2 separate regions of the Homo sapiens genome follow, and region 2 is linked to region 1. Evidence: chromatin loops called from intact Hi-C (ENCODE). Cell type or tissue: breast epithelium. All regions are shown on one strand. Links, peaks and the distances in the headings refer to the core of each region. The heading gives the core; the rest is flanking DNA. Region 1 overlaps FAM168A (family with sequence similarity 168 member A). Region 2 overlaps FAM168A (family with sequence similarity 168 member A).

What was found. A loop is a pair of places that touch in the nucleus more often than their neighbours do. Peaks named below come from ENCODE experiments on the same cell type or tissue, not always from the same donor. Only the 100,000 strongest peaks of a DNase experiment are listed, where the experiment ranks them.
Region 2: it touches region 1 in a loop (20-fold over the local background); 2 of 110 quality-filtered maps call a loop at or near these places.

The regions. Positions count from the first base shown.
Region 1 is chr11:73,572,583-73,588,096 of GRCh38, forward strand. All of the region lies in intron 1 of FAM168A (family with sequence similarity 168 member A), which reads right to left. It also overlaps the pseudogene HMGN2P38. Among named protein-coding and RNA genes, the nearest start is that of FAM168A, 18 kb to the right of the region's middle. In breast epithelium, for the core only: no CTCF peak of the experiment used is centred there; no DNase peak of the experiment used is centred there; H3K27ac peaks cover 301 bases.
Region 2 is chr11:73,510,858-73,526,371 of GRCh38, forward strand. The region is part of intron 1 of FAM168A (family with sequence similarity 168 member A); the gene reads right to left. Among named protein-coding and RNA genes, the nearest start is that of FAM168A, 79 kb to the right of the region's middle. In breast epithelium, for the core only: no CTCF peak of the experiment used is centred there; no DNase peak of the experiment used is centred there.

The DNA of each region.
Region 1 (15,514 bases), core at 2,450-10,449:
CCTGTGCTCTCTGAAACATGTGCTGTGTCCACTCAGGGTTAAATGGATTAAGGGCGGTGCAAGATGTGCTTTGTTAAACAGATGCTTGAAGGCAGCATGCTCGTTAAGAGTCATCACCACTCCCTAATCTCAAGTACCCAGGGACACAAACACTGCGGAAGGCCACAGGGTCCTCTGCCTAGGAAAACCAGAGACCTTTGTTCACTTGTTTATCTGCTGACCTTCCTTCCACTATTGTCCTATGACCCTGCCAAATCCCCCTCTGTGAGAAACACCCAAGAATGATCAATAAAATAAATAAATAAATAAATAATTAATTAAACACACTGAAAATTTAGGTTGATGTTCCACTTAGGAAAAATTTCATCCACATTACTGAAATGCTGTAAACAGAATCAATTTTCAGGTAAGAGATAATCTGAATAAGCCTCCATAAAATTAAGCATTCTAGCCGGTGGAAGCAGATCCCCCATTTGCCAGCCACCATCTGCACCTCTTTAAATGAAGATACATCAATGTGCTCACCTGAGAGACACCACTGGATTCATGCACAATAATCGCAAGACGCACTTGGAACTTTCCCCTAAAAATGGACACACTTAACTGTTAGAAGGTAGAAAGAGGAATGAAAAAAAATCTATTTTAACTTCTGTACATACTCCTAGAAGGCTTAAAACCAGGATTTCAACTTGAGTGTCATCATGACGGAAGCTACAGTTGTTACCTCTATCCCTATTCCTCAACAGTTCTCCACACACTACCCTGTGTCCTAAGTTTTTCTAATCAAGGAGCCTCCCACTTCCTTGTTCTAGGGATCAAGATTAGACCAAGATCCAAATCTCAAGTCTAAGCTCTTCTCTAAGTCCTCTGGGCCTGCCTCACAGTAGTACCACACCCCATTTTCTCATTTCCACTATGCAGTTACATTCACTCAATACTTTATCTACCCAGAACATCATTCTGGCCTCTTTTCTTCTGCTGTCCCCAAGGACTACCATAATAAAACTCATCAAAATGTCTTTATATAGTTCAAGGGAAATTTTAAATTTGCCTCTTAAAATAGCAGTGAATTCCGACGGGGCACAGTGGCTCATGCCCGTAATCCCAGCACTTTGGGAGGCCAAGACAGGAGGTTGGCTGGAAGACAGGAGGTTGGCTGGAGGACAGGAGTTCGAAACCAGTCTGGGCAACATAGAGACCCTGTCTCTACAAAAAATTCAAGAATGAGCCAGGCATGGTGGTACATGCCTATAATCCCAGCTACTCAGGATACTGAGGTGAGAGGATCACTATGTCCAGGAGTTCCACGCTGCAGTAAGCTATGAGCGGGACTCTGCACTCCAGCCTGGGTGACAGAGCAAGATTCGTCTCAAAATACCAAGGGGCAGGGGTGGGGGCAGGGCATGGCGTTGCACACCTGTGGTCCCAGCTACTCAGGAGGCGAGGCAGGGGGATCACTAAGCCCAGGAGGTGGAGGCAACAGTGAGCCATGAGCCCACCACTGTACTCCAGCCTGGGTGACAGAGCAAGACCCTGTCTCAAAAAAAAAAGTAATTAATTCTCTAAGCCCCACTTAATACTAATTATGAATGTCACATAATAGTTACTATCTTGGCTGGCATTTTTCCAATTTAAAAGGCATTTTCACATTCATTATCTCATTTGATCTTCACAACAGATGGGAAAGTTGGCTATTATTATCTCTATCCCAAGTTTCAAACAGAGAAAGTCAGTTGTCCCATGAAACTTAGCTAGTAAACAGCAATGCTGGACCTCCCACCAAGTTTGTATAATCACAAATCCAATGCCCTTTCCACATATGCACTCACTCTCTTGACCAAGAGAGTATAAAAAAATACATCATCTATCTAACTGCCCCTTAAACAAATTACCTAGATGGAACAGCAAGTTCCTGGAGAAAAATCAGCTCTATTAGTTTAACAGCATCACATGAAAATATAACATAATGGCACTTGAAGTTGGCCATCTTTTTTTCTGAGATGGAGTTTCCCTCTTGTCGCCCAAGCTGGAGTGCGATGACATGATCTTGGCTCACTGCAACCTCTGCCTTCCAGGTTCAAGTGATTCTCCTGCCTCAGCCTCCCAAGTAGCTGGGATGTGCCACTACACCTGGCATTTTTTTTTTTTTTTTTTTTTTTTTAGTAGAGAAAAGGTTTCACCATTTTGGCCAGGCTAGTCTCAAACTCCTGACCTCCAGTGACCCGCTCATCTCAGCCTCCCAAAGTGCTGGGATTACAGGTGTGAGCCACCGTGCCCATCCGATGTTGGCCATCTTTTAATAAATCCTGAGGCCAATGATGAAAGCACCAAATTATCCCCTGATACTCTACTAGCAGTAGCATTACTCAATAAAGGAAACCAACATATTACAGTCATATACTAGACCCCACCACATACATTAACCCTAACATCCCTGTAAAGTGTGTATCATATCCCTATTTTGCAGATGAGCAAAATAAGGCTCATACAAGAGTAAGGGTTATCCAATGATGGTCAAAAGGTTTATCCAAGATAACCCAATAAATGGCAGTGCCAAGATTTTGAAACCCAAGTCTGAGGCTATTTCCAGTGACTACGCCATGCTTTGGAGCCTTTTAAAGAATTCTTAAAACAGGATTATGCCTAGAAGTCCTTTAATTTTGGTGAGATAATCAAAATATTCCATGTATGTTACTGCTGTAAAACAAGATTAAATGACAGGAAGAACAATCAGATATATACATCTGATGATAGGTATTAATTCACATATAATATTATTTTTGAGCCAACTGCTGTAATATCTAACAGTTTAATTTCAACTTGAATGTATCTTCAGAATGTCTTACCCTGTAATTGAAAGCCTAGGATAAGCTTTGAATCTGGTAAACTGTCTGCCACTAATTAGCTGAATCCCTTAATTTAGTTACTAAACGTGTCTTAACTTTTTACATGGGTAACATGGAAACAATACCTACCTATCAGAGTTCTCATTAAGATTTAGAAATGGCCGGGTGTGGTGGCTCACACCTGTAATCCCAGCACTTTGGGAGGCTGAGGCAAGTGGATCACCTGAGGTCAGGAGTTTGAGACCAGCCTGGTCAACGTGGTGAAACCCTGTCTCTACTAAAACATAAAAATTAGCTGGGTGTAGTGGCAGGAACCTATACTCCCAGCTACTCGGGAGGCTGAGGCAGGACAATCACTTGAACCTGGGAGGTGGAGGTTGCAGTGAACCGAGATCGTGCCACTGCACTCCAGCCTGAGCAACAAGAGTCAAACTATGTCAAAAAAAAAAAAATTAGACATAATGTAAGTAAAACACCTATGGCAATGTCTAGCATGTGTAGCTATTATCAGCCTCTGCCCTCTGTGGATATTCCCTGCCAAAACATGCACATGAAAATTTAAAACTCAAACATAGGATATTCCAAATATAATGGGTTGTTTGGTGTCATGGAAAACAAATATTCAGATGAATTAAATTTCAATTTTCATCAAATATTTTGGTATTAGATAATTTTTTAAATCCCAGATAATCAAAACAAACCTGGGTATTTGCCTTGAATCCCTAAGCAGAGTTTCTTCTCCATTCAGAAGATCTTCTAGTTACCTAGTAACCACCTGCCATCCCCAAACTGAAAAAAACTGGCTCTGTTCTGGGCTAATTACCCAACCAGCATGAACAATCTAAATCGAAGTGTAGAATAAAGGGAATTGTCAGCCAGAATGTTAGCGAAATTATTCACAACAGGAGACCTGAGAATCCAAATACCACCGGGCAGTTATTTCCATGAGAATAAAATCACAATTTATGAACCCTGCAAATTATACCATTATTAAAACAAACATCCCATTGAGGCTACAGCCATCAGATAAATGGTTTTATTGTCCCCATTGTTTCATCTACTGCAGCAAAGAGGTGAAAACTGAATGAGCGGTTACCAGAAGCAGTAATTTCTAGGAAATTACAATGCAGACCTCCATCTTAAAGCTCCCTTTGTGTTGGAGTGTACAGGCTCTGGAAATGAAGACGGAAATGGGGAATCAACTGTTTTCTACATGCCCCCCAACTCAAAGATCCTGACAACTTTACAAGCAGAACTCACCAGTTTTCTCCACATCTTCCTATTTCTTTTCTTGCCCAGTAGTTCGATCCTGGGCTCACCCAGGAGGGAAGAATCTGAACTCAGCAAATCTACTTTATTCACTAGGGAACTTTTAGACAATCCTCCAACCCAAATAAACACAGAGAGACAAGAAAATGGCCCCTGGTTTCCCTGGCTCTCACAATACAAAGTATCTCTAGCTAGACAGAGCAATGAGAATTGATGAGAAAGTACAAAAGCAAAGCATAGGTGCCTCCCATTATTTAAAAAAAAAAAAAAAATTCCTTTGCAATAACTGCTAGCACCATAAAGCTCAAATGACATTTACAGACTTGAATGGGAAACCTGAGACACTACCTAACAGCTAACCTGTGCTGAACCGCATCACGGAATAGAGAAGGCAAAAGTCATCCCTTCAGGAATAGTTCAACGAATCCACAAATCTACCAATTTTGGAAATGGAAGGAATGAAGCTAGCGTCACTGGGCATCTGCTATATGCCAACTATGGTACACATATTATTTCTAATCCTCCCAACAACCCTCTGAGGTAGAACAGATATGCCTTATTAACAGGTGAGAATTTAAGGCTCAGAGAAATTAAATAACTTGTCCATGGTCACACAGCTACTTAACTAATATCTGAATTAAAGTTTCTCTGACTTTAAAATGGAAGCACTTTTAACCTTGAGCAAATAATTTCACAAATTATTTATCTGTTGTTATTTATTTTTGCCACTTTATTCTATTAGCAGAGCCCAATTTAAAATACTTATATTAAAAACCTGTAAGATATCAGATTTAAATGCTGCCTGATCCTTTTACAAAGTTCTGACACTGTGAGGCAGTCATGGGAGGATGCAGATGAACTATAACCTCATCATACAATTCACTTTCAGAATTCTCCTTTGATCCTCTCAACAAACTTCTGAGGTATGACTCCACCACCACCACTTCACACTGAGAAAACTGAGGCTCAGAAAGATTTTATGATTTGCCCAAGGCAGAATAGGAACTAAAACCCAGAACTCTGACTACAAACTCATTGCTTATGCAGCTTGATCACAATGCCAGACTTAAACATAGGCATAAAGAATGCAAAAACCTGCTGTGGAGATCTTTGCTTATTTTTGAAGAACATCTGTTCATAATTAATAGCATGTGTAACACTGGGCATGAGGGAGGGAAGGTAGGAGCAACAGAACGTCCCTTAGGGCCTTAAGCTGCCTAAATGTAAATTTTCCTGTTTCAAAAACACTGGAAGCCCATTCAGTGGAAGAGAACAGGAGCTCTAAGTGACAGAAATGCATTTTGGCACTCTGAACTCCTAAATGTACTCTAGACCACCAAGTGAAAGCTTGCTGGTAATACTGGCTTCCAGGGACTGAGGGCCTACTATGCAAGAGACATTATGCTAGGCTCTTTATACACATTAATCCTAATCTTCTCCAATGGTCCTTTGGGAAGATGGTAGAATCCCTGTTTCACAGACGATCAAACTACAGCTGAGAGGTGAACTGACTGAATCCTGATTGATCTGACCATTGTTTAATCTATAGTGATAGAAAAGCCGATAGGTGGTTGCTTAAATGGGGGGGATATGAGGAGAATGAGGAGGGAAAGACTTCAAAGGGGCACCAAGAAACTTGGGAGGTGATGGATATGTTCACCATCTGCTTTGTGGTGATGGTTTCATGGGTGTATATGTATGTCAAAACTTAGCAAATTGTACATAAAATTTGTATCACTTACTGTATGCCAATTTTACTTCAATGAAGCTGTTTAGGAGAAAATACACTCACACACAAACACACACACACAATTTTCTTTTTACTAACCACTGACTACCACCCCAGAATATCTGCCCTAAAACTGTCTGATCACAGGGAGGCCAGGCCAAAGATTTCTTTCCCTAACCAATTTAGTTTCAAGTTTATGTAAACGGTTAGTAAAACATCACTGAAAGTTTTAAATACCCAAGAATAACAAATTACTTCCAAGCACTCTACAGCATTTCAGAATACGTTTCCATACAAATGAAATGTTAATTACAAAATGTAGCCTGGTAAAAGAATAAACAGTAAAGTCTTTGGCATCACACAAACCTGGATTGAATCCCATCCTTGCCTCTTACTATGAATCTAATCAGGTTTCTAAATCTGTATTCACCTTCTCATTTATAAAATGAAAGTGACAATAGCAATGCTATCCATCTTAGTCAGCTCAGGCTGCTGTGTACATAACAGAATACCACAAACATTTATTTTTCACAGGTCTGGAGGCTGGGAAGTCCAAGATCAAGGTACTAGCAGATCTGGTGTCTGGTGACAGTCAGCTTCCTGGTTTGCAGATGGCCCTCTTCTCACTGTATCCTCACATAGTGGAAAGCAGAGAGAGAGGAAGTAAGCTCTCTGGTGTCTCTTCTTATACAGGCACTTATAGAGCTCCATCCTAATGACCTAATTACTTCCCAAAAATCCCACCCCAAACATCACACTGAGGATTAGGGTTTCAACATATGAATTTTGGTGGGATACACTCAGTCCATAGCACTACCATTTTCTGAAATCATACTATGTGCCAAACACTGAACTAAGCACTTTAGTTACTTCCTAACAATTATATAATGTAAATACCATTATGTCTCCATCTAATGGATAGAGAAAATAAGTTATAGAAAGATTAAGTAACTATATAATATAAATGCCATTAATTCTCCACCTAATAGATGGAGAAAATAAGTTATAGAAAGATTAAGTAACTTTGAAGGTCACACTGCAAGGAAGTACAATAGCTGAGATTTAAACTCACCTTACAAAATTATTGAGGAATAACTGGAAGAAGGAGGTAAAATATCATCAGTGTCAGTAAAGCATAAATAACAGAATTCCCCCCACCCACCATTTAGAGCAAGTTTCTCTAAAGAAATGTAATTAAATGGAAATTTGTTTAATATTCCATAAATTAACTTTTAACTGATAAAAGCTAGTGGTAAGCAATTTATCCAGTTTATTCCTAATTCACAGTCTACAAAGTAACTATTATTTTTCTCCTTTACTGATGGAGAAAATGAAACTCTGAAATGTTAAATAACCTTCAGCAGCACAGACATAAGTTGCATCACTTGGATGCAAGCATAAGTCTTCTGACAAGAAATGAGGCTCTTTCTAGTTCAGCTGGTTGCTATCCAAGCCACTCAGAAGCAAACTCAATAATTTTTCAGATACCATTCATTTAGGTACCTTAAGCAGTATCTTGTACAATAGCACAGAATCAAAGTTTCATGGATCTGAACTTTAAAATATTTGCCTTGATACATGTTTATAGTGTTAGCACTTCATAAATGATGTCTACACACTAATATACTCAATATTTTCCTCACTTATTTCTGGTTTGGGTAAGAAAACTGATGCTACAATCTGTCAAAATATAATTGTCAATGAATAAGTAAAAAACAAAAACCAGAAGAAGAGGTGAGAACGACCCCCAGACCAACCAAAGCCTGTGCTCCGCTGCATCCCACGCCCAGTGCCTACGTCCCGCTGCCGTCACTGTCGCCGCCACCATGCCCAAGAAAGGCTGAAGGGGATGCTAAAGGAGATAAAGCCAAGGTGAAGGATGAACCACAGAGAAGATCCACAAGGTTGTCTGCTAAACCTGCTCCTCCAAAGATAGAGCCCAGGCCAAAAAAGCCCCTGCAAAGAAGGGAGAGAAGGTACCCAAAGGGAAAAAGGGAAAAGCTGAGGCTGGCCAGGATGGGGATAACCCTACAGAAAATGGAGATGCCAAAACAGACCAGGGACAGAAAGCTGAAGGTGCTGGAGATGCCAAGCGAAGTGTGTGCATTTTTAATAACCATGTACTTCTGGTGACTGTACAGTTTGAAATACTATTTTTAATCAAGTTTTATAAAAATGCAGAATTTTGTTTTACTTTTTTAAGCTATGTTGTTAGCACACAGAACATGTCCTTGTTGTTTTGAGAGGAAGGGGCTTATGTCACTAATAAAATGTCTCCAAAGCTGGATTGATGTGGGGAAAACACCTTTCCCTTCCAGTTTTGAGAGACTTCCTCTTGGCTCCCAGGAGCAGGGATTCCCTGACTTTGACACACATGGCCACCTTGGCACAAAAGCTTTGTGGTATGGAAAAACAAATTTGTTTTTATGTCCTCTTCTCCCTTTCTACCTTTCAGCTAGACTTAACTCCCTTAAACCCAGACATCTGTTGGGACCTGACCCCTAATCATTGGTTACCAGTGTGTCAGGCAATCTGGACTTTCCAGTGATGCCACTGAGATGGCACCTGTCAAAAGAGCAGTGGTTCCGTTTCTAGATTGTGGATCTTCAGGTAAATTCTGTCACTTTCACTTCACTTCCTGAAAGTCAGGGTCAGCTTATGAAAAGTTGTTAAACAACATGCTAAATGTGAAATGTCAACCCTCACTCTAAACTTTCCCTGTTCAGAGCATCAGATGAAGACTTCATTGGGTTTTATAGTGGCTTTCTGATTTTTGGTAGGCCATTAAAGAAGGGAGTTTGAAAGTTGTTGTATACTGTTAACGATTGTCTGCACATGTCCTGTCTGAAATGCCATGATTGTTTACGGACAGTATCTTTAATAAAGCTGGATACAGTTTGGCTTGGAAAAAAACAGAATATAATACTTGTATACCACATTTATGAGCTAAAAAACAGAATACTTGTATATCACATTTATGAGCTTCTTTCAAATGTATTGAATTTCAAAGGTGGATATAGATATGACTGTCCCCACTTTACATGGGAAAAAACTGAGATTCACAGAGTACTTAAACAACCTGTCCAAGTCAGACAGCTAGTAAGTGGCTAAGCTGGGGTTCAAATTCAGTTCTTCTGACTCCATGTCCAGAATTGTCCACACATAAGACCTAGTCTTCTTTCAAAAATAAGCTCAGGTTACTCTTCCTCCAAGAACTCTTCCCTAAAAAAAGGTTTGAATACCCTGTCTCTGCTACTTATTTTATAACATCTATAACATTGAACTGTAACTTGGTTTTTGTTTTTTTTTTGAGATGGAGTCTCCCTCTATTGCCCAGGCTGGAGTGCAGTGGCGCAATCTCGCCTCGCTGCAAACTCTGCCTCCCGGGTTCAAGCGATTATCCTGCCTCAGCCTCCTGAGTAGCTGGGACTACAGGCATGCGCCACCATGCCCAGCTAATTTTTGTATTTTTAGTAGAGACGAGGTTTCACCACGTTGGCCAGGATGGTCTCAAACTCCTGACCTTGTGATCCGCCCACCTCGGCCTCCCAAAGTGCTGGGATTACAGGCATGAGCCACCGCACCCAGCCAACTTATTTGTTTATACCTTGTCTCTATTGCATCTGGAGCTCCTTGAAGACAGCAACTACACCTTACTCATCTCCGTGTATCATCAAAACCAACCTAACATAGAGGCTGATATCCATGTTGACTAAAATAATGCATAGATGCATAAGTGATTATTTTTGCTTGCTACAAAGACTCTAATCAGCAAAATATTTTGGGGAATCCTAATTAAAATTGCCTGCCAGAGGCCGGGCACCGTGACTCATGCCTGTAATCCCAGCACTTTGGGAGGCCAAGGTGGGTGGATCACGAGGTCAGGAGATCGATACCATCCCGGCTAACACAGTGAAACCCCATCTCTACTAAAAATACAAAAAAAATTAGCCAGGCGTGGAGGCACACACCTGTAGTCCCAGCTACTCGGGAGGCTGAGGCAGGAGATTGGCATGAACCCAGGAGGCGGAGCTTGCAGTGAGTCGAGATGGTGCCATTGCACTCCAGCCTGGGGAAAAAAAAAATTGCCTGCCAGAAACTACTAATGGCTTAATAGGGTAATTAAAAACCCACATTTCTTAAAGTCTCAATCTTTCTACCATCAAATAGTTAAGTCAAGTCTTATATTTCAGTTGTAAAAATCAAATACACAAGCATTTGATACAATTTGGTTTTATAGCATTCATTTTATATTATCTACAAATTAAAACTGACCAAAGGTTAATAAAGAGGAAACTTTGAAGCAGAAAAAAGAACTCTAGACTGAGTCAGAAAAGCAATCATAAGGTCCCGTCTTCTCCATTTACCAATGTGATCTGCATTCATTCCAAGTGAGATTCCAGGGATCCGTCATAAATCAAGTTCTTTCTGAGTCTCATTGTGTCTACTGTGTACACAGCTCCACTGACCCAGCTATGGGCAAAGAGTAAAGGAAAGCTACATGAGAGTGGGCTAAAGTAGAGTAGAGACAACACAACGGGCAGGGAGCAAGGGGCAACAACAATGATAGAAGACACTCTATTAAAACTCAGCCCAGGCCAGGTGCAATGGCTCATGCCTATAGTCCCAGCACCTTGGGAGGCCAAGGCAGGCGGATCACGAGGTCAGGAGATCAAGACCATCCTGGCTAAAAGAGTGAAACCCCGTCTTTACTAAAAATACAAAAATTAGTTGGGCATGGTGGTGCATACCTGTAATCCCAGCTACTCGGGAGGCTGAGGCAGGAGAATTACTTGAACCCAGGAGGCAGAGGATGCAGTGAGCCGAGATCACGCCACTGCACTCCAGCCTGGGTGACAGAGCAAGACTCTGTCTCAAAAACAAAAACAAACAAACAAAAAAAACTCAGCCCAGAGCAACATGGAGTAACTGACTCATTGGGAAATTACAGCTGTTAATAGGCCAGTTTGAAATGATGGATTCACCTGACATGTCTTTACTGATGCTTATTCTGTACAAGGTCCCAAGATGGGCTCTGAGAATAAAAGGATGATCAGATACAACTCCTGTCCACTGCAAGTGGAAGAGACCAACAAATAATAAATGGATAACCACAATCAGAGTAACCCAGAGATGGGGTACCCAATCCCAACCTAGGAAATCACGGAAAACCTTCTGGAAAAGGTTATCTCCTAGGCTGAGTCTTAAAGGCTAAGTCAGAGTAGACCAATTAAGAGTAACAAAGAGATATCTAGGCCAAGAGAACAGCACGTGCAAAGACAGTGAGAAAAGAGGCACTGCACATCTGAAGAACTGCAGACATAGTACAATGCAAACTTCAGGAGTACTGGAGGTAAAACGCACAAGCCAGGAGGAGAGACAATAAATGACAATGGTGAAGAAGTTGGGGAGAGGATCTTGAACTACCTCAGATACCATATTGGGAAACCTGGACCTCATCTCAAAGGTTTTAAGTCAAGAGTTTAACACTAACTCCTATCTAGGAGACAGTGTCCCTACAATGACACTTGGTTGAAGGGCAGGCTTTCAGGCATGCTCATTTTAAAGGGTGTTGGTTTTTCCCTTCATAATTATACAGCCTGATCAAAATGTAAGTAAACACAGAAATATATTTTTAAAAACACTCCTTTGCTTCTGGGGCAGGGGATTATGGAGAAATACTGTACCTCCTCAATGATGATTGATCTAGTCAGAAAAAATTTAGAAAGGGGTGTTTTTTACATTCACTGACTTTTTTTTTTTTGAGACATTGTCTCACTCTGTCACCCAGGTTGGAGTGCAATGGCATGATCAGTGCTCCCTGCAGCCTCGACCTCCTGGGCCCAAGCGATCCTCCCACCTCAGCCTCCCGAGTAGCTGGGACCACAGGCATGTGCCATCACTCCCAGCTAATTTATTTTTATTTTTTTGTAGAGATGTTGCCCAGGCTGGTCTCAAACTCCTAGTCTCAAGTGATCCTCCTGCCTTGGCTTCCAGAAGTGCTGGGATCACAGGTGTGAGCCACCATGGCTGGCCCACTGACTTTTTTTTTTTTTTTTTTTTTTGAGACGGAGTCTTGCTCCGTCACCCAGGCTGGAGTGCAGTGGCGCAATCTCGGCTCACTGCAAGCATCGCCTCCCGGGTTCACGCCATTCTCCCACCTCAGCCTCCGGAATAGCCGGGACTACAGGCGCCCGCCACCATGCCCGGCTAATTTTGTTTTTGTATTTTTAGTAGAGACAGGGTTTCACCGTGTTAGCCAGGATGGTCTTGATCTCCTGACCTCGTGATCCGCCCGCCTCAGCCTCCCAAAGTGCTGGGATTACACGCGTGAGCCACCATGCCCAGTCCACTGACATTTTTAATTGAGAAAAAACTATCAACCTCAGTGAACTCTCCAGAACAATCCAATCTGTTTCAACCAAAAACCACAAAGTTTAAAAAGATGATAGAGTCCGAGCACTCTGGGAAACCAAGGCAGCAGAGGATTGCTTGAGGCCAACAGTTCAAGACCAGCCTGGGCAACATAACGAGACTTCATCTCTACCAAAAAAAAAAAAGAATGATGGAGAGTCAAAGGTCATACCATACCTCCACTGGTTCACCAAGAAATCCAGGCAAATAGCCAAAGTTTGATCTCTGTTGCAAGAAGAGACCAAGTAAGCTACAACCAGAAAATAGGTCCCAAAATACAGAAACCAATAAAGTCAGCGCTTAATTTCTCTAATAAAGGTGTTTTAAAAGACAAAACATTATTCCTTCTTCATATACTGAAAGTCACAATAAATTCCATACTTCTACTCTAGAAAGATAACATTAATAACAGCTACCATTTGTTAAGTAATTAATATTTGCCAAGCACTGTAGTAAGTTCTTTATGAATTATCTCATTCAATCCTCACAACTACATAGGAATTATGTACTATTATTACTACACTTCCCTTTTAAAGGTTACAAAAATGAAACACAGAAAAGTGTAGTAACATACCCAAGGTCTCATAGCTATTAAGAGAGTAAGCCAGAACAAAGTAGATGCAGTATGTATTTCTAAAGAGATAATTAACAATCTAGGGAAAATTCATCCCATTAAATTTCTTAGACTACTAAATATCCAAATTATTTAAATAGTTTTACATTTATCATCAAGAAGACTGACCCTGGCCAGGCGTAGTGGCTCACGCCTGTAACTCCAACACTTTGGGAGGCCAAGGCAGGAGGATCACCTAAGGTCAGGAGTTTGAGACCAGCTTGGACAACATGGTGAAACCCCACCACTACCAAAAATACAAAAATTACCTGAGCATGGTGGCACGCGCCCGTAAACCCAGCTACTCAGGAGGCTGAGCCAGGAGAATCACTGGAACCAGGGAGGCAGAGGCTGCAGTGAGCCAAGATCATGCCACTGCACTCCACCCTGGGTGACAAAGTAAGACTCCATCTCAAACAAAAAAAAAAAAAAAAAAAAAAGAGATTGACCCTTTCCCCATAGCAACAAATGGTGACCAGATCCTAGTGTGCAAAACCACTGCATTACTCTATACTTTGTAGTACCAACATGCACATTAGCTCAGAGTGGGTGAGTTATATCCTGCTCTGTAAAAACTGGTTCACTCACTTAGCACTGGCTCAATCACTCCACAAAAATGTACTAAGCCCCTGCTAAGTTCCAAGTATCAGGGATATACAAATAATCAGTGAGACACTGTCTCTGGAAGCCAGCATGTCACATAGGAAAAAGCACTCATAGGTTTTGGAGGCAGAAAAGTCTGGGGATTAAATCCCACCCTAGTCACTTATTGGCTGATGGGCCTGCATAGGCTCAACATCTCTGAGCCTCTGTTTTCTTACACATAAAATAATTATGACCACCACAGCAGGGTGCAATGACATACACCTGTAGTCCCAGCCATGCAGGAGGCTGAGGCAGGATGATCACTTGAGTCCAGGAGTTCAAGACCAGCCTGGGCAATATAGCAAGACCCCATCTCAAGAAAAATAAAAAATCATCATCATCATCTTTTTAAATGTCTAAAACTAAAAAATATGGCCACATACACACAGAAAAATTGTCAGGTTTAAGTAAGATAAGAGGGCCTAGCACAATGTCGGTACACAATGAATGTTAATTTCCCACCCCCAGAACAAAGGTTCCAGGCTATACAGGGGTGTTAACTGGAAGATAAAATAATGTTTAGCACTATGACTTGTCTAGACTACTTCTTTCTCCATTCTCCTCTGTCCAATCACAGTGAAAAACCAAAGTCATTATACAAGATTATTTGCCTATGGCTACATCTGTACCTTTGTCTTTTTCTACTGCAAATGTACCAGGCTAAGGGTAGGGAGACCTAATATACCTTAAAAACCACTCTTATGCATAGCTATGGATAGTTCTCTAAAAGCCATTTCACACCTTTCCTTAACCACAAAGTGGAGAAAAGTAAGCACCAAGCCCAATTAATTTTCTAACATCCTGACAAAATTGTGAAACTGTTCAACTCTAAAGTTTTTTTATTCTACTAAGGCAAAGAAAAAATTGCATTCACATTGGCTTTCAAAACAGTATTTTTAGTAAAGGTTTGACAACATCAGCCATTCCCCCAATAAGAAATAAGTAAAGCCTAGAAACATAATAATATCAACAAATAAAAATACGTCATTTTATACTGAATCAAGGCAGTGACACCAAACTGTAATAGTGTCATTGCATTCTTCATGGACATGTTAAAAAAAAAAAAAAAAAAAAAAAAAACTAAGTTTCAGTTTCATTAAAGAATGTTCTTGCCAGACGCAATGGCTCACACCTGTAATCCCAGAACTTTGGGAGGCCGAGGTGGGCGGATCACCTGAGGTCAGGAGTTCGAGACCAGCCTGGCTAACATGGCAAAAACCCCGTTTCTACTAAAAATACAAAAATTAGCCGGGCATGGTTTCGGGCACCTGTAATGGCAGCTACTTGGATGGCTGAGGCAGGAGAATTGCTTGAACCCAGGAAGCGGAGGTTGCAGTGAGCCCAGATCGCACCACTGCACTCCAGCTGAGGTGACAAAGCGAGACTCCGTCTCAAAAAAAAAAAAAAAGGAATCTTCTGGAAGTCGTAAAAACTATTAATTTTACCCAGGCACAGTGGTGCAGAGCTGTAGTTCCAGCTACTAGAGAAGCTGAGGCAGGAGGAGCACTTGGTGCCAGGAGTTCAAGACCAGTCTGGGCAACACAGCAAAACTCCATCTCAAAAAAAAGTATTAATTTTACTAAATCTTAATCCTTAATTATACATCTGTTTCATATTCTATGTGAAGAAATGGAAAAATGGAATGTACATTTAAAGCATTTTTTTTTTTGAGATGGAGTCTAGTTCTGTCGCCCAGGCTGGAGGGCAGTGGCGCAATCTCGGATCACTGCAACCTCTGCCTCTCTAGTTCAAGAGATTCTTCTGCCTCAGCCTCCCAAGTAGCTGGGATTACAGGTGTGTGCCACCACGCCCAGCAAATTTTTGTATTTTTAGTAGAGATGGGGTTTCACCATGTTAGCCAGGCTAGTCTCAAACTCCTGACCTCAGGTGATCCACCCACCTCGGCCTCCCAAAGTGCTGGGATTACAGACGTGAGCCACCGCACCGAGCCTCACATAAAGCATTTCTGCTGCATATTAAGGTACAAGAATTGTCTCA
Region 2 (15,514 bases), core at 5,087-13,086, 59 kb before region 1:
AATTCAATGGAAGCTGCTCTGTGACCACCAGATCCAATGGAACCTCAAAGCGGGAATGGAAAAGTTGAAGCCAGATGATGAATGCATCTGTTGCTAGGAGGTCATGGCTAATCACAGGAACACTTCTCATTCACAGGAAGCTCCACACAAACCCTCCATTCAGGTCCCAAGGTCCCTTCCCACAAAAGGAACCTCGTGGCCCAGAAAAGGAAAGGTACCAGTCAGGAGCCTGGAGACACAGACAACGGACAAAGCCAAATGGTGCAGAGCCCATTCAGCCCAGAGCCAAGGCCACATCTTGGGCCTTCTCAATTGTCAGGTTTTTTTTTTTCCTCCCTCGGGTAAAGGGAGCAATAAGCTCCAGTAGCACTGAATTTTTCTTTTTTTTTCTTTTTTTTGAGATGGAGTCCAGCTCTGTCGCCCAGGCTGGAGTGCAGTGTGCGATCTCAGCTCACTGCAAGCTCTGCCTCCTGGGTTCCCGCCATTCTCCTGCCTCAGCCTCCCAAGTAGCTGAGACTACAGGCACCGGCCACTACGCCCGGCTAATTTTTTATATTTTCAGTAGAGACGGGGTTTCACCTGTGTTAGCCAGGATGGTCTCGATCTCCTGACCTTGTGATCTGCCCACCTTGGCTTCCCAAAGTGCTGGGATTACAGGCATGGCCACCGCGCCCGGCTGAATTTTTCAAAATATGTAATGAATCTTAAGCTGTTTTAGCCAAAAACAGTTTTTGCTTTGTAGGACTTATTTGCAAATTTCAGAGAAATAGCAGCAAATTCTTTCTGTAAGCATCAGAAAGAGTAAAAACACAGGTTTTGCACCTCGTCAGAGTCAGGTTCAATCTAAGCTCAACTATTTAATATCTAGATGATGTTGTGCAAGCTATTTAACATCTCCGAGTCTTAGTTTCCTCATCTGTAGTAATGTGACTAAGGATCCCCACACTTCACAGGATTAGCCTGAGAATCAAATAAGATACATGAGAAGCACATTTCAGCCACTCTGTGTGTTCCTCTTTCCTTCTTGCTCCCATGTCACAGTGTATTTATTTCTACTACAGCATTAATCCTAATATAAAGTATGATCTAGCTATCTATTAGTATCTTTACATACTCTTTATCTGTCTCTGTCATGAGATTGCGAACAGCTTGCAAACAGGGGAAGTATTTTAATCCATATTTGAGATCCCCTAAAACAATACCTGGCACACAGTAGAACCCTTAGGAAACTGGATAAATGTGCCTACCATGTGTCCAGTCCTATGCTAGGTACTATATAAGGAATGAAAAAATGATCACAATAATATTGAACATAATAAATGCATAACAACAAACACATATAATTTACTTTGTGCTAGGCACTAAGCCCTTTAACTCTTTCCGTGCTCCCATATCACGCTTATAACTACCTGATGAGTAGGTATTATTATACCTACATTTTTTATGAGAAAACTGGGGCACAGAAAGGTTAAGTAGCTTTCCCAAGTCCAAAAGAGGCAAATCCATAGAGAAAGAATGTAGATTATTGGTTGTCAGGGCCTAGGAAGAGGAGAGAATGAGAAGTGGCTGCTAATAGGTACAAAGTTTATTTTGAGGGTGATGAAAATATTCTAAAATTAGATAGATGTGATATTTGCACAAGTCTGTGACTATACTAGAAACCTCTGAATTGTGTACTTTCAAAGGGGGATAAGGGTGGATTTTACAATATATGAATTATATCTCAATAAAGCTATTTTATTAAAAAAGAAAAAAAAAACCAACCTTGCCCAGGGGTCAGAGAGCTAGGAATTGGCAGACCCAGAATTCTGACCCTTAAAATCTGTGCTTTTAACCACTATTCTATACTGCACTATTCTATACTAAAAAGTTAAAATCTAGTACTATCTAGTTATTATTATTTACATAAATATAATACAGCTAGCTAGCTAGCTAGACAGATAGAAACACAGAGGCTATAGATACTGGAAAGAAAACAAGGCCTGGAATTGCAGATGTTCAATAATATTTAGTTGAATTGAACTGAAAAATATGCCCATTTATTAATTTAATCCCTGACCTCAAGGCATTCAGTATAAAACATGGTCCAGACACACTAGCAAACTCGTCCTAATGTAAAGCTGGAAGGAAACATGCACTATGTAAAGATATTGCCCTAGGGAAACATCTGCCGTAAAGTAGTCTGGCAGGGATATTCAATATCACTGACTATCCATAAGCTCCTCAACAGTTTCCAGTTCCATGTTTTCTCTCTTGTAGTTAGCACCATATGACCAGTTTTGGCCAATGTTCTATGAACAGAAATGACATGTCTCACTTCCAGGTCAAAGTTTTGTTTTTTTTTTTAATTTTTTTTTTTTTTTTTTTTTTGAGACGGAGTCTTGCTCTATCGCCCAGGCTGGAGTGCAGTGGCGCGATCTCAGCTCACTGCAAGCTCTGCCTCCCAGGTTCACGCCATTCTCCTGCCTCAGCCTCCCGAGTAGCTGGGACTACAGGCGTCCAACACCATGCCCAGCTAATTTTTTTTTTTTTGTATTTTTAGTAGAGATGGGATGTCACCATGTTAGCCAGGATGGTCTCGATCTCCTGACCTTGTGATCCACCCACCTTGGCCTCCCAAAGTGCTGGGATTACAGGCATGAGCACCGCGCCCCACCCAGGTAAAAGAATTTAAAAGCTAGTATATGACTCTTCTGCTCTCTCTCATCTACAAAGGCACCCTAGAAATCTCATGTTGAGATGGCAGCATCATAAGACTGAAGCAGCCTAAATACATTAGACGTCACATCCTGGAGGACGACGGCCCTCCAGAGTCACCTGACCTGCACTGGAATTCATAAGCAAGAATTCAACAAATCGTTTTTATATTAAACCACTGAAATCTTGGGGCCAATAAGTTACCACAGCATAATTCTGCCTGTCTAATATAACAAAAAACAAACCCAGAATATGTGAATTCAAATCTGTACTCTACCACTTACATTTTGGCTATGTTATTTGAACTTTCTGGCCCTTGGTTTACTCATCTTTAAAATGGAGGTAGTGGCCAGGTATGGTGACTCATGCCTATAATCCTAGCACTTAGGGAGGCCGAGGTGGGCAGATTGCTTGAGCCCAGGAATTTGAGACCAGCCTGGGCAACATGGCAAAACCCTCTCTCTATAAAAAAATACAAAATTTAGCCCAGAGTTATGGTACATGCCTGTAGTCCCAGTTACTCAGGAGGCTGAGGCTGCAGTGAGCCATGATCACACCACTGTACTCCAGCCTGAGCAACAGAGTGAGACTCTCTCTCAAAAAATAAATAAAATAAAAAGAAGGTAGTGAGCAGGCCACTGTACTCCAGCCTGGGCAACAGAGTGAGACCCTCTCTCAAAAAATAAAACAAAATAAAAAAAAGGTAGTGACAACACTGTCCTTTCAGAGTTGTTATGATAGTTAAATGAAATATATAAACGCACCTGGCATAATACAACTGCTTTTGAGAAAAAAAACTGAATCTGGTGCTTGATTGAGAAATTCTAATTGAATTTCTATGTTGTCAAAAGCAAGAAAGGACATACATAGTGTTTGAGGGAAATTGTGCTTTAACTAGTTTAGAAAGAACAGTTAATTGTTTCTCTAGGGGAGAAAAAAACAATCCCAGACTTCTGTCTGTACAACACTTTATTTGTATGTCCAAAATAACCTCCCTGTGAGGTGCAGTGGCTCACATCTGTAATCCCAACACTTGGGAGGCCAAAGCAGGTGGATCACTTGAGTCCAGGAGTTCAAGACCAGCCTGAGCAACATGGCAAGACCCCTGTCTATACAAAAATACAAAAAATTAACCGAGCATGGTGGTGTGCTCCTGTAGTCCCAGCTACTCAGAAGGGTGAGGTAGGAAGATCACCTGAACCCAGGAGGTTGAGGCTACAGTGAGCCATGATTACAGTACTGCATTCCAGCCTGTGTGACAGAGTGAGACTCTGCCATCCATCCATCCATCCATCCATCCATCCATCCATCCATCCATCCATCCATCACCTGTACACTACTACATTTGATCTTCACAAGGGTCCAGGAAAGCAAAGATCCTTATCAAAGAAAGATTAACACAAGCCCCCAAAGCTTAATCTACACCTACCCATGGACCAGTGGGAAGAGAACAGTGTCCTTTTAAAGCAATGGAAAGGAAAAGTACTTAACCTATCAGTAGCTCCCCACAACCACCTCAAGGAGTGATAGAGGTGCCATAATTTGTTCTGCCCCAAAATAGCTCCCTCTGGCCCATTTATAGTGCCTAAGATTCCTTCATTAAGATACTCACTCCAGGAAGGGATAATACAGCATCAACAATTAACACATAAGTTCTTATAAACCAATGAAACGGCCAGGCACAGTGGCTCACGCCTGTAAGCCCAGCACTTTAGGAGGCCAAGGCAGGCAGATCACCTGAGGACATGAGTTCAAGACCAGCCTGACCAATACGGTGAAGCTCCATCTCTGCCAAAAATACAAAATTAGTCGGGTGTGGTGGCAGATGCCTGTAATCCAAGCTACTCCGGAGGCTGAGGCAGGAGATCACCTGAACCCGAGAGGCAGAGGTTGCAGTGAGCCGAGATTGTGCCATTGCACTCTAGCTGCGGTAACAAGAGCAAAACTCTGTCTCAAAAAAAAAAAAAAAAAGAAAAGAAACAACTATCTATTAATTAATTTTAAAAGGAAAAGAAAAAGTACCATTACCAATCTATCTCATTAACAACAACAAAAAAATTTCTAGGGGAGATATAAAAAAAACTATAATCATTCATAATATATAAATTATAAAATCCCATGACCTAACATAGGGGCTCAATTGAACTGGCGCTAATCAAGAATAGAAATGTCATAGAAAGAATGAGGTTGAGGAAACACTTCTCACAGGACAAGTATCATGAAAGAGGTAACATTTTGGCTCAGTCTTAAGGGTCTTAAGAATCAGAATCTTCTGGCCAGGCTCACACCTGTAATCCCAGCACTTTGGGAGGCTGAGGCGGGCGGATCACAAGGTCAGGAGATCGAGACCATCCTGGCCAACGTGGTGAAACCCCGTCTCTACGAAAAATACAAAAATTAGGTGGGTATGGTGGCATATGCCTGTAATCCCAGCTACTTAGGAGGCTGAGGCAGGAGAATCGCTTGAACCCAGGAGGCGGAGGTTGCAGTGAGCCGAGATCGTGCCACTGCACTCCAGCCTGGTGACAGACTGAGACTCTGCCTTTAAAAAAAAAAAAAAAAAGAATCAGAATCATCTTAGAAAACTCCTCAAAGGCATTAAGATTTCTGGCTCTTTGGGGGAACATCTGGGAGCTCTATAAAATGAACTTAGAATATAATATAAAAGGCTTGTAGTCAAAAGACCTAAATGTGTCCTGGCTCTGTCCTTTATTAGCTGTGTTACCTCATGAAAGTTACTTAACCTCTCTGGTTTCAATTTTTTCATTTGTAAAATGGAGAATAAAACCACTTACTTTACTGGATTGTCAAAATAATTAAATGAGAGAAATTGTTGAGGAAGTGCCTGATAAACTGAGATTGTTAACAACACTTAACTCTAAATGAATATCCTTGGGACTAATACCCCTCCATCCCTATACTATGATAGAATCAAGTTTAAGTAATTTTCTACTGTTAAATTATTGCTGGAACTGAATGCTGTTACATTTCTAATAATTATACTTCAAACTAAGCCCAATTAAAGTTTACTTTTAAATGTAGAGTCCTTACCTCCTTCTCTAGGTTTCTGCAGAACTTCATGTTAAACTTCTAATATATATATTTTTTCCATGTCCACCTCTTCTCATAGATTTTGAGTGTCTCTAGGCAGAGTGTCTCATGGGCAATTCACTTCTAATTCAGTGCCTAGCAGGAAACGTCTGTTGTGTTGTCTACAAATGAGTCAATGGACCTCTGGTACTTTAAAGAATGTCTGCATGTTAGAAAACCCCTCATTCATTCATCCAAAAATATTTATTATGCACTTTCTATGTGCCTGCTCAATCTTACAGAAGCAGCAATAAACAAAAGAGACATTATCCCTGCCTTCATGGAGTTTACTATCTAGTGGGAAAGACATATATGAATCAAATAATTTCAAGTATACTAATAAATTATTTTTTAAAATGCAGATTGCTATGGGAGCTTACAGTAGACAAGAGCATGTAGTAACCAAAAATTTGTAGCTGTAATTACGGCATTTGCGAGACCACTGATTCTACATACTTGCAGTGGCACAATCACAGCTCACTATAACTTCGAACTCCTGGGCCCAAGCAATCCTCCCACCTCAGCCTCCCGAGTAGCTAGGACGACATGTGTGCATCACCACACTCAGCTAATTTTTAAATTTTTTGTAGAGACATTGTCATGTTGTTCACACTGGTCTTAAATGATCCTCTCACCTCGGCCTCCCAAAGTGCTGGGGTTACAGGTGTAAACCACCACACCCAGCCTCTACATACTTTTTAAAAAGTAACTGAGTAGTAAATCATCTCCCCCATCCCAATTTCCACCCCCCTTCCCCTCATGCAGCTAGTCGAGAATCCAGATTACCTGACTGCTAGAAGCTATTTGCTCTTTTTACTATTCCAATTCATAGATTTCTAAGTCCAACAGAAAAAGATTCTATATTATTAACAGTGAAAGGGTACTGTTTCGGCGGGGGCGGGGGGTGGTTAATACATGACGTGGTGGATTGTGATTGTCCATTAGTTCTTCGGAAGGTACACTCCTAACATGCAGAAATAAATACTTCTGTCTCTTAAGAGGATCAGGGAAAAACAATAACTCAGAAGTGTCTTTTATACTATACAACCTTGTTTATACTATACGACCTTGGCTCAGGAATACCAATTACTTTTTGAAATACCCAATATGACCTTCAGTGTTTTTTAACACGAAGGCAGATACTGTAGCTTTTTAACATAAAATAGGAAGCATTTGCCATTCATACAAGGGTCAATTACAGAAGCAGAAGATTTGAAACCAGTCCTTTCAGCGTTATGTCACAACTCAATAGCAAATGTCTATTCAAAAAAAAAGGAGTGGGGACTGTCAATGATTCCACTTACTGCCTTGCAGGCAGGAGCAAAGGCAATCTGGTTCACTACTGCATTCTCAGTGTCTAACACAGTGTCCAGGTCTTGACACATACTAGTACTTGTTGAAAGCCTGAAAGAATGAAGAAACTACATTTTTAAACAGGTTTTCTTTTTCTATCACTAGTAAGTGACAGAACCAAGCTCTGAACTCCTGACTTTTACACCGTAGTGGTGACTATCCAGGGATATTAGAGAGTAGTATATAGGCCTATAACCAGGCTGAATCAATCTCCCAGGGAAGATATGCAGTACCCAGCTAGGAATAATCTCTTGCAACAGATTGTATTTTCCAAAGATGGTCACAATAACATCTCTGCTATAGTTTGGAAATCTGACCTTCCAAACCTCATGTTGAAATTTGATCCCCTATCCTAAGTGAAATAAAAGAAATTTTAAAATATTAAAAAACATTAAAAATTAAAAATTAATTAAAAATTAAAATATTTTCATATTAAAATATTTTTTAAAAAGAAATCTGATCCCCAGTGTTGGAGGTGGGGCCTAGTGGGAGGTATGTAGGTCATGGAGGCAGATCCCTCATAAATAGATTAATGTGGGGAGGGGGCGTGGAATTGTGGTGGGGGAAAAGTTCTTGCTCTGTTTGTTCCCTCCAGTGCTGGCTCTTAAAACGAATTTGGGCCAGGTGCAGTGGCTCACACCTGTAATCCCAGTACTTTGGGAGGCTGAGGCGGGTGGATCACGAGGTCAGGAGTTCGAAACCAGCCTGGCCAACATGGTGAAACCCCATCTCTACTAAAAAATACAAAAATTAGCTGGGCGTGGTCGTGCGCACCTGTAGTCCCAGATACTCAGGAGGCTGAGGCAGGAGAATTGCTTGAACCCGGGAGGCAGAGGTTGCAGTGAGCCAAGATTGCGCCACTGCACTCCAGCCTGGGAGACAGAGTGAGACTGTCTCAAAAAAAATTGGCACCTCCCTCAACTTCCTCTCTCACCATGTAATTTCACTGGCTCCCCTTCCCCTTCTGCCATGAGTGGAAGCAGCCTGAAGCCCTCACCAGAAGCAGATGCTGATGCCATGCTTCCCACACAGCCTACAGGACCATGAGCCAAAGAAGCCCCTTTTCTTTATAAATTACAGTCTTAGGTATTCCTTTATAGCAACACAAATGGACTGAGACAATCTCCCATCCCACATGCTCTACCACAATGTGATCTTGCCACAACTCCATCAAGAGGTAGATACTATTTCTCCTCCCCTTGAATCTGGGTGGGTCTGATCTTATGAATACCATTAGAATGCAGCTTTTGCCTGGTTTTCATGGGATGCTTCCTAGGAAGGAACCATGAAAAAAAATGTAAGGGTCTCCTTCATTCATTCAGGCTTTCAACAAATATTTGTTATGAGTTCCTACCATGTGTCAGGCCCCAGACATTGTGTTAGGCACTGAGAATGCAATTATGCATTACTCAGCCACTGCCCCATCCTCAGAGTTTACACTCTAGAGGAGGAAAGAGATGAAGGACAAGTGGGACAGACTAATACATCCTATAATTACAACATGTAACAGAAGCTTATAAAGAAGCAAAAAGAGATTTGCTTGAGGATGGCAAGTCAAGAAAGGGCATTCCAAGGCAGTGACAATTAAACAAGCCATAACAGAGGAGTAGTTAGCCATGATGGAGAGAGGAACAGGCAAATATTTTAGGAAAAAGAACAGCATGAGCAAAGTCACTGAAGGAGAAAAAAGCTTGACAGGCTCTCAGAGGAGCTGAGAGATGATGAGGATAGCTGGAACACAGAGAACAAGGGAGAGAGCAGCACAAAGACCAGAGCATGTATGTGTGTGTGTGTGTGCGTGTGCGTTTGTGTGTGTATACATATATATATGTATATTTTTTTTTTCAAGAGATAGGGTCTCACTATGTTGCCCAGACTGGTCTCAAACTCCTGGGCTCAAGTAATTCTCCCACCTCAAACTCCTGAGTAGCTGAGACTACAGGTAGTGACTCTGCCCAGTACATAGATTTTTGAAGCAATATTGTTGGGTTAATCACAGGTCAAGAAGTGTAGCATATCAGATTCACCTCTTAAAATTATAATTTTATTATTATTATTATTATTTTGGAGGCAGAGTCTCACTCTGTCACCAGGCTGGAGTGCAGTGGCACAATCTCGGCTCACTGCAACCTCTGCCTCCCTGGTTCAAGCAATTCTCCTGCCTCAGCTTCCTAAGTAGCTGGGACTACAGGCGTGCACCACCATGCCCAGCTAATTTTTTTTTTTATTTTTAGTAGAGATGGGGTTTCACCATGTTGGCCAGGATGGTCTCGATCTCCTGACCTCGTGATCCACCCGCCTCAGCCTCCCAAAGTGCTGGGATTACAGGCGTGAGCCACCGCGCCTGGCCTAATTTTATTATTGTTTTAAAGCTAGCTTTATATAATTTCAGATATAAAACAAAATAACTCAAGTAATAAATGCTGGTACTGAATACTGTATAACTAGATGTAGTCACATAGAAAGCACATTATGCAAAAATGGGACTGTTTCCAAGACAAAGGAACATATGGTTTGAAGGCCTTCCTGTAATTAACCTCTTTAGAATTTCAGGGCACAGAAAGACAGGGCTGACTTTCTCATTGCCTCATTAATGGTGCATTACATAAATCACACCTGATTCGACCTAATTTTGTTAGCAGTCATCTCAAAATGTTTCACTGAAATTATAATCCTTGAATGAAAAGGATAATCAATGCTGTCACCAAAGGATGCCCTGTCTAAAATGAAACTCAGCCCCTTTATATATTCAGAACATCAATGAGGCTCCCTACATAACCTGTCCAATGGCTTTGTTCCTCTCTTATCAGGTGTCAAGCCATTCAAAAAAAAAAAAGATGTGGTTATATATTATTTTAAACCACTGTCAAACATCTGTTCAATCCCCCAAAGAAAATGGAAATAAGCAGCTAAAAAAAAAAACAGTACTGGTAACGGGTTCCAGGAAACCACCTCACAAGACCAGGGACCTTCCAACAAACACTACCTTAAAGTGTTTTGATCTAGAAAACTGTCTTTTACATTTGTTGAAACCAGTAGGTTCCAAGTGATAAATGAGCTGATAAAGTTTCATTGTGATAAAATAGTTTCAGGAAATATATGTGCTATCATTTTAATAAGACTGATTATAGCCTTATAATTTGACAGGATTGGTAGGTTGTTCTGCATGTGCGACCTAGCCTATGAATGTTGATTATCTCAGTAAGTGCCACAGTCCTTTCCAGTTAGCCCCATAAAAGAAATCTTTTGGCCCCCTCTCCAGGGAAGCCTGAATAACAGGACACACACCCTATACTACTATTGTGTGTACTATTGTTGCAACTGAAGGGACTGTTCCTCAGGGACAAGAGAGCTGAGACACAACCTACCCTACTACCCTACCCACCCTCTCATCATGGGCACTTGACCAAGCTGAGGGGCCCCCTCTTCCATTCCACTGAGCCCAAGGGTGGAAGGAGATTAGAAAAAAAAAACAAAAAAAGAAGAAGAAAACTCTGCTCTTCTTTTTTGTTCATATCTAGTTAGAACTTTTGCTCTGGTGGAGATGGAGAGGTAGGGGATAACTGCTCCTAATTTCCTCTTTAGAACTAGGAATTAGTCTTTACCTGGATAAAACAACCACAGATTATCTTCACTAAGCAAAGAAAACACAGGGAGCTTGCAGCTAATGTCTGAGAAGAAGAATGCTTTAATGGTAATAACAACGGGGAAGGGGACAATCTAGTATTTGATGTAAACCACCAGGATACTGACTCATCCTGAGGCCCTCATTCTGGGCTTGAAGCTGTTAGTTGGCAAATGAGGGCAAAGAATGATTCCCCAGCACTAGACAATGGGACTCCTCACTGAGAATAAAACTGTCACACATGATGGATGAGTGACAAATTATTTACAGAAGTAACCCAAAAGACTACATGAGGCACAGCAAATTTGGGAACAGTAGAGTTCAACAAAGGTGTTAAGGAGGGAATTCTCAAGGAAGTTGAAACTGTACCCTAGAAAAGAAGATATCCTACTTTACTAAAAGGAGGAAAAAAACCAAGGAAAGTAATGGAGCATAGCTTGCACTCAAGTTCTCTGACTTCTAAACTCTGGCTGTGACTTCCCTCTTACCACAGGGGTATTTTGTCAGGGGCCAGCAATCAACTTTTAAATTGAAGAGCATGGATCTATGTAATTCCTATAAAGGGGTATCTCTAGTCCACCAAAAAAAAAAAAAATGGACATGGCTGCAGAACTGACATTTTGGAAAGCAATTTTATGTTAATTTATTAACACAGAATCAGCTACTCAGGAACCGGGGTCATCAGGACTCTGGGTTTTTTTTGTTTGTTTGTTTTGAGACGGAGTCTCGTTCTGTCGCCCAGGCTGGAGTGCAGTGGTGCGATCTCGGCTCACTCCAAGCTCCGGCTCACTGCAAGCACCACCTCCCAGGTTCACGCCATTCTCCTGCCTCAGCCTCCCAAGTAGCTGGGACTACAGGTGCCTGCCACCATGCCCAGCTAATTTTTTGTATTTTTAGTAGAGATGGGGTTTTACTGTGTTAGCCAGGATGGTACCAATCTCCTGACATCATGATCCACCCACCTCAGCCTCCCAAAGTGCTGGGATTACAGGTGTGAGCCACCACGCCTGGCCAGGAACTGGGGTCATTAGGACTTTTACTGGCTATGTCAGATACTTTGCAGTGTCCCAAATGCGGAGGTTGTAACAGCCAATATAAAAGACAATGAGGCCAGGCATGGTGGCTCACGCCTGTAATCCCAGCACTTTGGGAGGTCAAGGAGGGTGGATCACCTGAAGTCAGGAGTTTGTGACCAGACTGGCCAACATGGAGAAACCCAGTCTCTACTAAAAATACAAAAATTAGCCAGGCATAGTGGCGGGCATCTGTAATTCCAGTTACTTGAGAGGCTGAGGCAGGAGAATTGCTTGAACCCAGGAGGTGGAGGTTGCAGTGAGCAGAGATAACACCACTGAACTCCAGCCTGGGCAACAGAGCAAGACTCTGTCTCAAACAAAAAACAAAACAAAACAAAACACACACACACACAATGAGAGGAGGGGGCTGCTGGAACCACAGGTTTACTCATGTGAACATCACCAGCAAACACTCCAAAGAAGGTTTCTGCTTTCTCTAGAGCAGAAAGGGCAATGGTGAGAGTCAGAGAGTCAGAGCCAGAACTGGAGTTTCAGCTTCTCTAGTAACTCATTCTAAAAACCTTTGGTCCCCTAATTCTACAGGCCTTATTTCCATGTATGGTAATAACGCTTTACTTCATATGTTTTTGGGGAGAAGGAAGGCATAATGATCATTTATAATTTTATTTTATTTTATTTATTTTTTAAGAGACAGGGTCCTGCTATGTTGCACAGGCTGGCCTTGAAGTTGGGCTCAAGTGATCCTCCTACCTCTGCCTCCCCAGTAGCTGACACTATAGGCACACAGTGACCGCCTTAATTTTACATTTGATTAAAGCTAATAGATTGATAGTTTCACAAGTCAAACTCAATACTATAAGGCTTATATCAAAAAAGCAGCAATCCCCTATCTTACCTTTGACCTCTGCTTCCCAATGGTAATCACGTTCAACTTTTAGCACCATGCCTGGTTAATTTTTCTGTTTTTGTAGGGACGGGGTTTCGCCACGTTGCCCAGGCTGGTCTCAAACTCTTCCTGGACCCAAGCCATCTTCCCACCTCAGCCTCCCAAAGTGCTTGGATTACAGGTGTGAGCCACCATGCCCAGCCCCTCTTCCTTTTCTATCTCATTTAGGTATATCAAACTACCAAGTTTCCTGAGATAGCACAGGTAGGAGATAAATCTTTTGAGATACTGCATATCTGAAAATGTCTCTTTTCCCCTATTTTTTTTTTTTTGAAGAGAGAGCATCTCACTCTGTCGCCCAAGCCAGAGTACAATGCTGTGATCATAACTCACTGTAACCTCAAACTCCTGGGCTCAAGCAATCCTCCCATCTTGGCCTCTCAAAGCACTGGTATAGGTAGGAGCCACTGCCCCCGGCCCCTACTCTCATAATTAATTGTTAGTTTTGACTGGGTATAGAATTATAGCTTGAAAATCCTTTCCTCTCAGAATGTAAGATAATTCCTCCACTTTCTTCTAGCTTCCAATACTGCTTTTGAGAAATCAAATGCTTTTGTATATAACCTCTTAATTCTCTCTGGAAGCTTTTATATTCTCATTTCGAAATTTTATGGTGTTCTGAAATTTTATGGTGTTGTGTTTCTTTTTTCATTCAGTGTATTGAGAATTGATAGGGTTTTCAATCTAAGCACATGTGTACTTAAGTCCTGGGAAAAGTATAATTTCTTTGATGATTTCTTTCACTTCATAAGCCAAAACCTAACTATGAGGAGATCCAAAATCTAACTATGAGGAGTTTCTCTAACTAGAGAAACTGGAGAAAAGAAAATCATTAAAAAAATAAAATTAATATTCTTAAATTTAAATCTTTTAAATTTAAATAAATCTTAAACTGATCCTCTAATTTATTTCTTTCCTCTTCTATTTTCTACTTGTTTTCATTCTACCTTATTTTTGATATTATATACATATATATGTGTGTGTGTATATGTATGTGTATATATATATATGAAATAGAGTCTTGCTCTGTTGCCCAGGCTGGAGTACAGTGGCATGTTCTCAGCTCACTGCAACCTCCGCCTCCCAGACTCAGGCAATTCTCATGCCTCACCCTCCCAAGTAGCTCGGATTACAAGCATGCGCCACCATGCCTGCCTAATTTTTTGTATTTTTAGTGAAGACAGGGTTTCACCATGTTGGTCAGGCTGGTCTCGAACTCCTGGCCTCAAGATGATCCACCTGCCTCGGCCTCACAAAGTGCTGGGATTACAGGCAAGAGCCGCTGCATCCAGCCTACTTTCAATACTGTATTTTTAAGTGTTCAAAAATTATTTCTTGCTGACTATTCCTTTTTCAAATAGGACCTTATTCTTGTTTCACTAAGGTAATAACTTTTTTGATCTGAGTTTTTTGCAATTTTTTTTTTTTTTGCTCCTACATTGTTTCTCTTGTGCTTGTATGCTTTCCCTTTCCCTCAATCCTTCTCCCCTCTCCATTCCCTCTCTTTTTTGGGGGGTAGGGTTCCTTCTATATGTTTCTTTTAGTTTCTGTCATTCATGCTAGACGTTTTTCTCAAATATCAGGTGATCTTTGCCTATTCTTTCATATTTAAGACTAAGAAACATACAGACACGTACGAACAGTAGAGCATTTTAATTGCTAAGTTTCACTGTAACAAGACAAAATGCCATGCCAATTTTTTTTAAACTGGGGAAAGGGACGTTCAAATGTCTATGGGTCAGTTTCTCAGCAATACATCCTCCAGTCTCCTATCTGAGGAGATTAAGTTTGACTACCTATATCTGGGAACTAAGAACTGAATGAAGACCTTCACTAAATCCCTGTTTTGGGAATGTCACCTCTCAGCTGAGTCTAGCATCCCCAAGTACAGGTCCTGCCTGATTTTATTTCTCCAGAAAATAAACCTCCAAAGTTCTGCTGAGAAAGGATGTGGGAGTTTAATTGTTCCTTATATAACCTTTGAACTAATCCTCCTCTTTTCACAGCTCTACCTCTCAACATTTGAGAACCTCTAATACCTAGGCTAGGGTCTGTACCACAAAATGACTGTTGATACTGACATTCCTCTGCAGCCTAAGTTTTCTGCTTTCTGCAACTTGCTAAATTGTTCACAACCTGCACCTCTTTTCCATCTTCCAAAATCTTGTTCCCTCTCATTTACTATTATCTCCTCTCCTATCTTCTTAGCCCTTGCGAAATACCAGTTCTGTTCCATTTCAATGTTTTTGAAAAGATATAAGATGTACATGTTCAAATTACCTTATTTTAATTGCAAGCCCCCTCATGAAGTTCTTGAAAGGACAAAAGACATAAAGAATATGAAAGTTTCTTGGAAAACTCAGAAAATAAATTTTAACTGGTAGTGTTAACAGGGGTAGTAGTATGCTGTTTTTTTGAACAGTTAGCCTAGTATAAAGGACTATTTTCTTTGGTGCTCTAGGGATGCACAAAGTTTCATAAATAAAAATCAAAAATATTTGCACCATGTATATCAAAAGAATTAATACTCTTAACATACAAAGAGTCTCCACAAAAGTGATGAGAGATGAAGAACCCAGTATAAAATGTATAATAAATGACACAAAATTCACAGAACTATAAATGGCCAATAAATATTTAAAAAATTAACTTCACTAGTAACTAGGGAGATAAAAATTAAAACAATGAGATATTTTTCTTTCAATGGGTTGGCAAAAATTATAGAGTGATAATATCTAATGTTGGCAGGGTGTGCAAGGTGTGACG